Regions from separate parts of the Homo sapiens genome. Here region 2 is linked to region 1. A link is a contact called in ENCODE Hi-C or POLR2A ChIA-PET data. All regions are on one chromosome and are shown on one strand. The core of a region is the stretch at or near the end of the contact, and the rest is flanking DNA. Distances in the headings are between cores, read along the strand shown. Region 1 holds the start of DRC1 (dynein regulatory complex subunit 1). Region 2 overlaps OTOF (otoferlin).

Evidence for each region. Hi-C counts contacts between places; a loop is a spot of excess contacts on that map. ChIA-PET counts read pairs that join two places held with the same protein, here RNA polymerase II (POLR2A). Pooled maps may share reads with other maps.
Region 2: a map of psoas muscle shows a loop between it and region 1 (2.8-fold over the local background). The contact joins the enhancer-like site here to the promoter of DRC1 in region 1. A Hi-C loop is called at or near these places in 1 of 168 maps with a recorded cell type or tissue (psoas muscle) and 5 of 50 pooled maps. POLR2A ChIA-PET finds 5 or more read pairs at or near these places in 1 of 52 experiments (activated naive CD4-positive, alpha-beta T cell).

What each region holds. Positions count from the first base shown.
Region 1 is chr2:26,398,759-26,403,917 of GRCh38, reverse strand. DRC1 (dynein regulatory complex subunit 1) reads right to left here and starts at 1,998. Exons shown (of 17, transcript NM_145038.5): 1 at 1,774-1,998. The coding sequence starts at 1,928.
Region 2 is chr2:26,501,338-26,506,496 of GRCh38, reverse strand. It overlaps OTOF (otoferlin), which reads left to right. Exons shown (of 47, transcript NM_194248.3): 6 at 2,652-2,725; 7 at 4,071-4,197; 8 at 4,689-4,743. Among named protein-coding and RNA genes, the nearest start is that of OTOF, 55 kb to the left of the region's middle. RefSeq lists an enhancer at 361-861 and a silencer at 2,658-2,787. Within about 2 kb of position 2,901, at least 6 of the 41 ENCODE cell types and tissues checked have a DNase peak (open chromatin) inside an H3K27ac peak, as active enhancers do.

The sequences.
Region 1 (5,159 bases), core at 749-3,248:
ATGTCGGTCAGGCTGGTCTCAAACTCCTGACCTCGTGATCCCGCCCGCCTCAGCCTCCCAAAGTTTTGGGATTACAGGCATGAGCCACTGCGCCCGGCCCAATTTTTTTTTTTTTTTTTTTTGAGATGGAGTTTTGTGCTTGTCACCCAGGCTGGAGTGCAGTGGCGCTATCTCAGCTCACTGCAACCTCTGCCTCCCAGGTTCGAGCAATTCTCCTGCCTCAGCCTCCCAAGTAGCTGAGATTACAGGTGCCTGCCACCACACCTGGCTAATTTTTGTATTTTTAGTACAGACAGGGTTTCGCCATGTTGGCCAGGCTGGTCTTGAACTCCTGACCTCAGGTGATCCTCCTGCCTTGGCCTCCCAAAGTGCTGGGATTACAGGCATGAGCTACGATTTTTTACAATTTTAAATGGTTTTTACAATTTTAAATGATTTTTACAATTCTAAATGGTTAATAAATAAATGGTTAAAAAAAGACTAGGATGAATAAGCAGAGCACAGGGGATTTTTAGGGCAGTAAAAATATTTGGTATAATACTATACTGGTGGGCTCGTGTCACCATAAATTTATCCAAACCCATAGGATGTACAACACCAAAAAGAAACCCTAAGGTAAACAATGGAGTTCAAGTGATAACGATGCGCCAAGGTTCATATATTGTTACAAATGTGCCCTCCAGTGCAGGATGTTGACAGTAGCTGTGCATGTGTGGGGGCAGGGAGTATATGCGAATGCTATACTTTTTGATCAGTTTTGCTGTGGTCCTAAAAACTGCTCTAAAAAATAAAGTTTATTATTATTTTTTATCAAAAGAAGGCTATTTTGTGATACATGAACAGTATATGAAATTCAAATTTCAGTGTCCATAAATAAAGCTTTATTGGAACACAGTCATGCCCATTTGTTTATGTCTTGCCTGTGGCTGCTTTTGCAATACAATGGCAATTGAGCAGCTAGGAAAGAGGCCATATGATCCGAAAAGCCTAAAATATTTACTATTTGGCCCTTTACTGAAAGGGTTTGCCGGCCCCTGCATTCCACTGATGGCCCCGCAGCAATCAGCCAGGGTGAGCGAGTGATGGAAACACACTGCAGGGCTTGGTAAGACATGTGTGCTCCAGACGGTGGGCAATCAACCCTATGAAGGCCCAGGGACTGCCATGTCATTCAAGTTTGTAGGGGTCCAGTGGTCAGTGGGATGCTGGGATAGCCTATCAAGTAAAAAACAAATCTACTGCATTTTGCATCCTCTACAGAGAAGGAAACTCAATGCCTCTTAGGCCACTTTGGGTCCTAGAGACAATACATCCCGCACTTAGGAATATTATTCAGGCTGACACAAAAAGCTGCCAGCTTTGAGTGGTGCCTGGAACAAGAAAGGACCCAGGCCACAGTGTAAGCAGCCAGGCTACTTGGGCCACATGATCCAGCAGACCCTGTGGTTTGGAGGTGTCCGTAGTGGAAAAGATGCCATGTGCAGACCACAGTCGAACGCCACCACGCCCGATTAATTGTTTGATGTTTTATAGAGATGGGGTCTCTCTATGCTGCCCAGGTTGACCATCTCCAACTCCTGGGCTCCAGTGATCGGCCCGCCTCGGCCTCCCTAAGTGCTGGGATGACAGGCGCGCGCCACGGCACCGGCCCAGCGTTTTACTTTCCCATACTCTGCCTGAACCTTCCCGAAGAAATGTTTCTATTTCATCAGGAAACCAGCCCTTCTCCGGCTCCTGCGGCGCGGATCCCGCCCCGCCCGCCCCCGCGCTCACCGCCTCCGGGCTTCTAAGCGCGCAGCGATGCGGAGGCGCCGGGCCTGGATGCGCTCCTGAGAGTTGTCGGAGTGGACCGAGGGCGCGAGAATCTGGGTGGACAAGTGCTCGTCCACGTTCGGGTCCAGGGCCTCTAGGGACCCCGGCGGATTCATGGCAGGAGTCCCTGGTCCCTAGGCGGCTCCCTCCGCACCACCTCCAGACCTCAGGCTGGTTGCTAGGAACAAACCGTTGCCAGGGAGAGCGGTCACCGGAGCCACAGCCCGAGTGGTTGCGCGCGCAGCTCCCTGGGCCCAGCCTGCCGCCAGCCGCCGTTCCGGCCGAGCATCCCAGCCTCGGGCTGACGCCTCTCCCGCCCGTGGGATGTCAGGTCTGTTGTCAGGCCCACGAAGGCCCGGTCGTGTTAGCGGAGCTGTGGAGTCTCACCAGGAGACTAGAGGACTAAAGAACTGGACCAAGTTGTGGTTCATCACTTGCTGACCCTGATGATTAATTCATCTTCCATTCATTCATCAAATATTCCTCCAACTCATATTCACCAAATAAAATTGAGCGCCTACTCGATGCCAAGCGCTGTGCTTGGATACAGGATACCAACCTGCAATCAAATACTTATGAAAGAGGAAAAGTGGAATAGAGGAAAACAGTCCGTGGGAGGGGGGAGGGATAAAAGTTAGAAATGCGGAAGCACTATTAAATTCTCAACTGTCCCCAGAAAGGCGCTATCTTCTGGGCGTCTCATTGTCAACAAAAATAGTGTTCTCATTGAGAATTAAAACCTGGCGCGCTGGCTCATGCCTCAGCCTCCCAACACTTTGGGAGGCCGAGGTGGACAGATCACTTGAGGTCAGGAGTTTGAGACCAGCCTGGTGAACATGATGAAACCCCGTCTCTACTAAAAATACAAAAATTAGCTGGGTATGGTGGTGGGCACCCATAATCCCAGCTACTCGGGAAGCTGAGGCAGGAGAATCGCTTGAATCTGGGAGGTGGATGTTGCAGTGAGCCGAGATCGAGCCACTGCACTCCATCCTGAGCAATAGAGCAAGACTCTGTCTCAAAAAAACCCAACCAACCAACCAAACAAAAACTGGATACCATTTAACAGGGTTCTGTCCCATTAGCCCGTGGGGAATTAAGGGCACTGGATGAGCAGTGAGAAAGGGTGAGTACTAGTCCTAGCCCTGCCCTGCCACCTTGGGCAAGTCACAACTTCTTGAGGAGCATTTTCTCAGCTGTTAAATGATGCAACCCACAGACAACTGTGCGGCCAAGACGACCCGTCCTTTGTGAGTAAGAACTGCCCAGAGGCAAATGGAGTGGGTTTTTAAAATCAGTTCTTCCACGTTTGCAAGCAGTAGAGAGGTTTAGGAATGCCAAAACCATCCAACAGCTATAGAGTCTAACAGCAGCTGCCTGGATCCTTGTCTCACACCTGCCTAGGTGGTGGTGGTAGGAGCGGGGGTACTTGCTTCTAGGCTTCAGGGCCTTCTGCCAGATCTCTGTCTCCTTTGGTTGAAACCTAAAGTATTAAACTCTCCTAGGAGCCATGATACAGCTCTGACCAAAAACTCGTCCAGGTCCTGGTTCATGTTTCCACTATCCGTAAGGACAGAAACAAGCATGTGTGCATGCGCATGTCTATGCCTGGGAGTGGGATACCATGAGAAAGTCAGGGGGAATCAGCTGTTGCACAAGAGGTAAGTGAGAGCAAAGGTACCATACAAACCCATGAAGAGTGACCAGTGAGATACTTGGCCCTGCACTGTTCTGATACCACTTCCAACATCTTTTTATATAAGAAATCTGACTCCATTTTTTGCTGCTGACATTTGGCTGCTGGCAGCTTTTACGCAGCACTCCCTCTTTCTTCTCCACATCTGGGCAAGCTGTTAAAAAAAGCCTAGGTGCTCTTTTTGGTGCTGGCAGATTTCATCTGCGTGCACAGGATACCCTCCTCCCAGCCTCACCCCTTAACCACAATAAAAGCCCCAAGCTTGTCTCCTTTCCTGGCTCTCTCTAGCCATTTTCTGACCAGCTGGGAGGCCCTCTTTGCTCCCACAGGCAGCCTCAATTATGTAATAAACCTTTTTCACTGGTGTGGGAAACACTTTCACTCACCGCTGGAAAGGGACCTCCTAGGAGGACAGTTTGCCAAAATCTATTAACTGTTTAAATTGGCATACTAGGGTAAAGGGTGGAATAGGGAGAGATTTGTTAAAGGATACAAAATGACAGGTTCTAGTGTTCTGCACCACTGGAGGGTGACTATAGTCAATAACATAGTTTCAAATAGCAACGAGGATATTGAGCATTCCCAACACAAAGAAATGACAAATGTTTGAGCTGATAGGCATGCTAATTACCAGACCTGATCACTATACATTATATGGATTGAAATATTACTATGTACCCCATAAACATATATAACTATTATTTCCTTTTTTTTTTTTTTTTTTTTTTTGAGACAGCGTCTTGCTCAATTGCCCAGGCTGGAGTGCAGTGGCATAGTCTTGGCTCACTGCAACCTCTACCTCCTGGGTTCGAGCGATCCTCCTTCCTCAACTTCCCAAGTAGCTGGGACTACAGGCGTGTGCCACCATGCCCAGCTAATGTTTATTGTATTTTTAGTAGAGACAGGGTTTTACCATGTTGGCCAGGGTGATCTCAGACTCCTGACCTCAGGCGATCCACCCGCCTCGGCCTCCCAAAGTGCCAGGATTACAGGCATGAGCCACTCCGCCCGGCCTGCCGAATTTTTTTAAATACTAAAAATTTTTTAAACTGAACAAAGGACAGAGAGAGGAAGAAATATTTTCATGGGGCAGACAACTGTGGTTGTAGAGGTCAAAGGAATGAAACAAAGAGACAAAGAAAAACCACTAAACAAGAAAGTCAGAAGACATGTAATGAATTATGATTAAATATAAATGGGAAAATGCATGCTTAATTTTCCATGCCTTTGTAAATAGTTCATAAGTGAGTTAAATTTAGAAAATTGTTAAAAACTGAAAAAACTAGATAAAAACATATTTATTTGTATACACACAAAAATAAATTAGCATATCCATTCACTAGGCAATTCTAGTTTAAAGATCATCACAAGGAGATCATGGATCTAGCTATAGCTCATTGGGGTCACAACTATATCAGTTTTATTCGGTATTTTATACATAGCACCTAGCACAATATTTGATATGTAGTAAGTGCTCAACAAACTTTTTTTGAAAGAAACGTATATAGATGTATCTGTATGTCCATTCCAGTTACTTGTAATATTAAAAAACTAGATATGACAAAATCCATCAATAGGGGAACCGATAAAAGAATCATGGGATTCTCTAACACAAGAATAAAGGTGACCTAGAAAGACATCCAAGATACAT
Region 2 (5,159 bases), core at 1,652-4,151, 100 kb before region 1:
AGGCCGGGCAGCCGGCTTCTCCAGGCAGGGCCTGCTTCTAACCTACCATCTCAGAGCACTTCCCCTCTGGGGAAGTGGGGAAGGGGCAGGGGAGAGGGAAGTCTGTGGCTGGAGCAGGCTGCAATGGCAAAGGCTAACTATGTAGGTCACACATGCGGAAGGGCCAAGGACTCCAAGAATAACACAGCCTAGGAATGGCCAAGAAGTAATGGTGCAAAGTCAAACGCTGAGCCCTGCAGGAGACTCCTGGGTAATTCAGGAGAGACATAGTTGAGCAGCACGGCTGGGCAAAAAGGAATCCCAAGCACTGAGACAGGAAGTGACCCACGAGGAGGCCCACAAAAACTACACTTCTGAAGCTGGGCCTATGGCAGGGGTCAGGACAGCCAGCACCCCTGTCCTTGGGGCCAGCAGGTGGGGCAAAATCCCACAGGATGCTTCAGGGCAAGCCAGCCAGGGTGGTCCTTTCCCCACCATCACACGATTATTTCTGGTGGGTTCATTGATCTGTTCAATGTTATGTCACCAGCAATTTAACATGCACAGCAGTCCCTTCCCAAATGTTTGGGTGCTCAGGTTCTTTTTGAATGAGCCCCTTCTTTGTAAACATGGGTATGATCTGTGAGATTCCACAGATGACAGCATCCTGATCTGTAAACTATGCTGGCACACAGACCATACCTGTACCTATGGGTGCCAGCCCTGGGGCCTTTTAGCTAAAATCCCAAATGGTCAGGAATGGATGGGATTCTTGCCCACAGAAAAGTGCAGTCCTACGGCATCGAGGCAAAGGACCTGAGATGCAGTAAAAATATTGCTGGCCTAGAACACAGGAGCTTTCTGCTTCAATCCCAGTTCTGCCACTCACCGTGTGACCTCGCGATTATTGTCCCCTCTCTGAGCCTCAGTCTTTTTATTGGTTGAATGAGGAGAAGTATGTGGCCCTCAGAGGATTGCCAGGAAGATGAAATGAGCAGACATCTGCAGACATTGCAGACATCTAGAAAGGCCTTTGGCCCTATGTAGTCTCTTTTTGGCCTGTATGTGTGTGTGTGTGTGTCTGTGTGTGTGTGTGTGTGTGTGTAACTCACCTCCCCCATCAGAAGGGAGGAAGCTTTTGAAAATAATTCCAAAGGCATCAGCTTTGATTTTAGAGCCTCTTTCTTTCCCTTTCTTCTCATTGTCGTATTTCAGATGGTATGCTACTGAAGAGTGCAGACACATCAGCCTTCTTCCATTCCTTTTTAGGAATTCAAAGAACATGCTAATGTTCCCTAAATTGTGAGCTGCTGCCACGTGAAAAGGGTGATTCTCAATTGCTCCCTCACTGGGATATGAACGTGCTTTGTCCTGCATATGAACAGTAAAGAAAGGTCCTGGGGTTGGGATAGGGCCAGGTTTGGGGAATAAGATTGGCCCCACAATCCTGAGGAGAGGGGCTTGAGGTTTCTAGGTCATCTGCCTGAGGACAGAAAGGTTTTCCCCAACCTCCTATTGCCCAGCATAAAGAACAAGGATCTGGGGTCTTAGAAACCATAGTCAAGCCTCCACAGGGAGATGTGTGACCCAAAAAGGGTGGACTCTGCTGTAAGCGAGCTCCAGGTTGGAGCCTACACCTGGCTCCACCTGGACCTACAGGATGATGGGGCCATACCCAGGAGGAGGGAGAACGGGAAGTGGAGAGAGTCAGGTATCCACTCATGCAATATGGATGGGGTAATGGAACACTGCACTTTACCCTCTGCTGATCCTGCTCCTGGGGCTTCCTGGTGCCAGGAACCACAGGCTCGGCTGCAGGGACATCACTGAAGGACAGTGAGGACCCCTGCCCCTTTTCCTCAGCCCCGCTGACTGCAAGGCCCTTCACCTGGGGGCACAAGGTCGCAGCAAGCCAGAGGAAGAGGTAGGAACTATGGAGCCTGCCATAAGTTCCTGGGGTTGGGGGAAAGGGGAATTTGGCAGTGAGAGGGGACAGGTAGAAGGGGCAAAATCCAGGACCGAAGATAGATGGGAAAGGGCCTATCTCCCCCTTTTTCATGGGGACCAAGGAGCATCCCAGAACACGGAGAGGTTGGAGAAAGACAAGTCAGGCTTTGAGCACCAGGGCCATCTGAGAACTGAACAGCTCGTTTCAACCACATCTCCCATCTCCTCATCGGCCTCTGCCCCTGAGTCCTCTCTGGTCCCTGCCCCGCCGTTCTGATGCTCTGTCTCCAGTCCTCGGGCTTTCTCTCCAACCAGCTGAGCCGGGGAGGATGAGCGTGGGGACACTGGCAGGGCTCGGAGCTCTGAGGAGACTAGACTGAGGGGCTGGGATCAGACTGAAAAGTCCAAGACCCAGAGGAGCTCCAGTTAAAACGGCTCTTTCCGGCTCAAGACCACGTTCCCTGCTTGCTGGGGACCCCATCCCTCTCCTCCGTGTGTGAAAGGATGGCAAAGGCGGAAGTGGAGGGGTCTCTCACTGCCCTGATTCCCCCTCCTGGCTCCCAATTTGGGAAGACAGATCCCGATCTGTCTCGGGACCAGTAGGTGAGGGGCCGGGTCCATCTCCCTTCTCTGATGTGTTCTCTCATGTTTGGCTCTTCTGTGTTTGTGTGTTTTCCTCCATGCGTCCCTCTCCCTGCACCTCATTCTGGTGGCCCCCCTCACAGAGCCGGGAGGAGCGTGTTCTCCGCCATGAAGCTCGGCAAAAACCGGTCTCACAAGGAGGAGCCCCAAAGACCAGGTAGGACAGGTGCCGCGTGAGCCCCGCAGCCCCGCGCCTCGCGGCGCCCTCCCGCCGCTTTCCAGCCCCTGCCCGGCTGCCAAAAGGCCCTCCTGGGATAGGTCGTCCCAGGGCCAGGCCCCACCCAGTGATGCGTGGCCCTCTAGGAAGGAGACGCCCTAGGGCCGAGGGAGGGAAACGGGCAGCGCCCTCTGTCGGGGGTGCCTGGTTACAAGGCTCCTCCCGCCCTCGTTGCTCCCGGTTCTTCCTTCTTCACGCAGAAGCCCAGTGTTTTAATTAGAGCAGAGAATATCCATCAAGAAACGCTGTTTGGCCAACTCCCTATTTCTGGGGGGAAACCGTTGTCCCACTAGTACGGGGTCGGCGGCAGGCCTCGCCCAAGCGCTCTCACCAGGCTGCAGCCTGGCCTTTGGGGAGGTCCTGGGGCCGCTGGAGGGCGCGGCAGGGCCGGGCCTGGGAGGCTGGAGCAGCAGGTGGCACTGGGCCCTCCCGGAGGAGCGACTGGAGAGGGGAAGACAGCTGCTGCAGAGGAGGCGGGAGGCCTGGAGGAAGACAAGGGGAGAAATGGAGAGGACAGGGGAGCTGGGAGGGGGCCATCTTCTCCATCACGGGCCCACCATCGGGGCTCCCGGCTGCCCTCCCCCAGCATCCCCTCTGTGGCCTACTGGCCCTCAGGCTCTCTCCCCCACCCTCTTGCCCCCATGCCAATTCCAGCCGTGCCCTTCACCTTCTTAAATGGAGAGAGTACAGCTGCTGGCTGAGGACCAAACCCAGCATCCTTGGGTGGCTGTTCGGAATCCACATGTCTGCATCTCATTAGATGAATACACACCAATGCATTAGGTTCTGAATTCCATCAGCTGTTTGATATGGATAAGTTACTTCCTAAGCCTTCGTTTCTGTACCTGTGACATGAGAATAACGCCCATCTTGGCAGGGCACAGCTCTAAGGACTAGAGATAGTCATGTAAAGTCCTGGTGTTGTGCCTGGAACAGAGAGTATCCACCCAACAAATGGTAGCTATTTATTGAGAGGTGCAAAAGTATGGATTCTTTATTCCCTACCTTCTTCCATAAGAGATATTCAGTGCCTAAGTAAGTGGTATACAATAAAAGAGCATTCAATTAAAATAAAAAGGCAAGACCAGACATAATGGCCATTCAAATCCAAGATCGGGATTAGGTAGAAAAACACTGCAGTTATTCAGGCCATAATATTCTAAGCGGTAGCAACTAAGTAAACCTCGAATTTAACTCTCAGCTTTCTGGATGCCAGAGTAAAAGGAGAAATGGTCACTATCTCACCATCAGTCAGCCCACCTAACCAGTCTTTCATCTTCCCCAGATGAACCGGCGGTGCTGGAGATGGAAGACCTTGACCATCTGGCCATTCGGCTAGGAGATGGACTGGATCCCGACTCGGTGTCTCTAGCCTCAGTCACAGCTCTCACCACTAATGTCTCCAACAAGCGGTGAGTGGACGGGAGCCCTGCAACCCCAGCTGCCCCCACCCTGTCAGGCAGGACCTGGCTTGCCATGATTGGAATTTGGGTAGGGAAGAATCAGGGCTCATGGACGGCTTCTTCCTAACCTAACCTTACCCTTTTCTGCTTTTCCTTGGGTGTTTTTCTCACCTCTCTCCCTGCAAAAGCAGAGCACAGCAGCTGCAGGCCTGTTCTCAGGTCCTTGAATACCTCCCAGCCCAAGGAAGCCACAGACCTGCCCACCCCATATTTGAACCTATTGACCCCATGTCTGTCTCTCTGTTACTTCTGCCTTTGATTAGTTCTCTGTGTTGAGGCCTCTGAAGACAACTAATCCTCACTATTCTTGGCAGTGCTTGAGTGTTTAAAGACCATGATTCTGTCCCTCTGCCCACTCCCAGGTCTAACCACTGCCAGTGTCCTCCTCCCCAACAAGCAGTCCCCATACCCCAGGCCTGATGGTACATTCTCTTCCTCAGATCTAAGCCAGACATTAAGATGGAGCCAAGTGCTGGGCGGCCCATGGATTACCAGGTAGGTGGGCACCTGGAGGCCTCATGTCTTTCAGACTCTGCTCTAGTGGGGGATTCTAGCCGGATGTGCATTATCCACTATACTGAGGCATGGATCCAGGGGTCATAGAGAACAACAAGCTGAATATAAGTTCCCAAAGTAAGCTTGTTCCTGGGAGGCATTCCTAGAAGTATCATCAGTAGAGAGATACAAACCCAAAGAAAAGCTTGAGAACTCTGCCTATGCTAATCAAAGCCCTTCCAGTATTTCATGTTCAGTATTGGACTTCATAAAGTGAGAAGCACCTAGAAAAACCATAAAGAGACCAAGAACTACAAAAAAGTATTCAAACAGTTAAAATAAGGGCCTTTGAAGAAAGTTTTCCTGGCATGATTTTTAAATTGTTGTTTTGTATTATTTGATTGCTGGAAGTAATG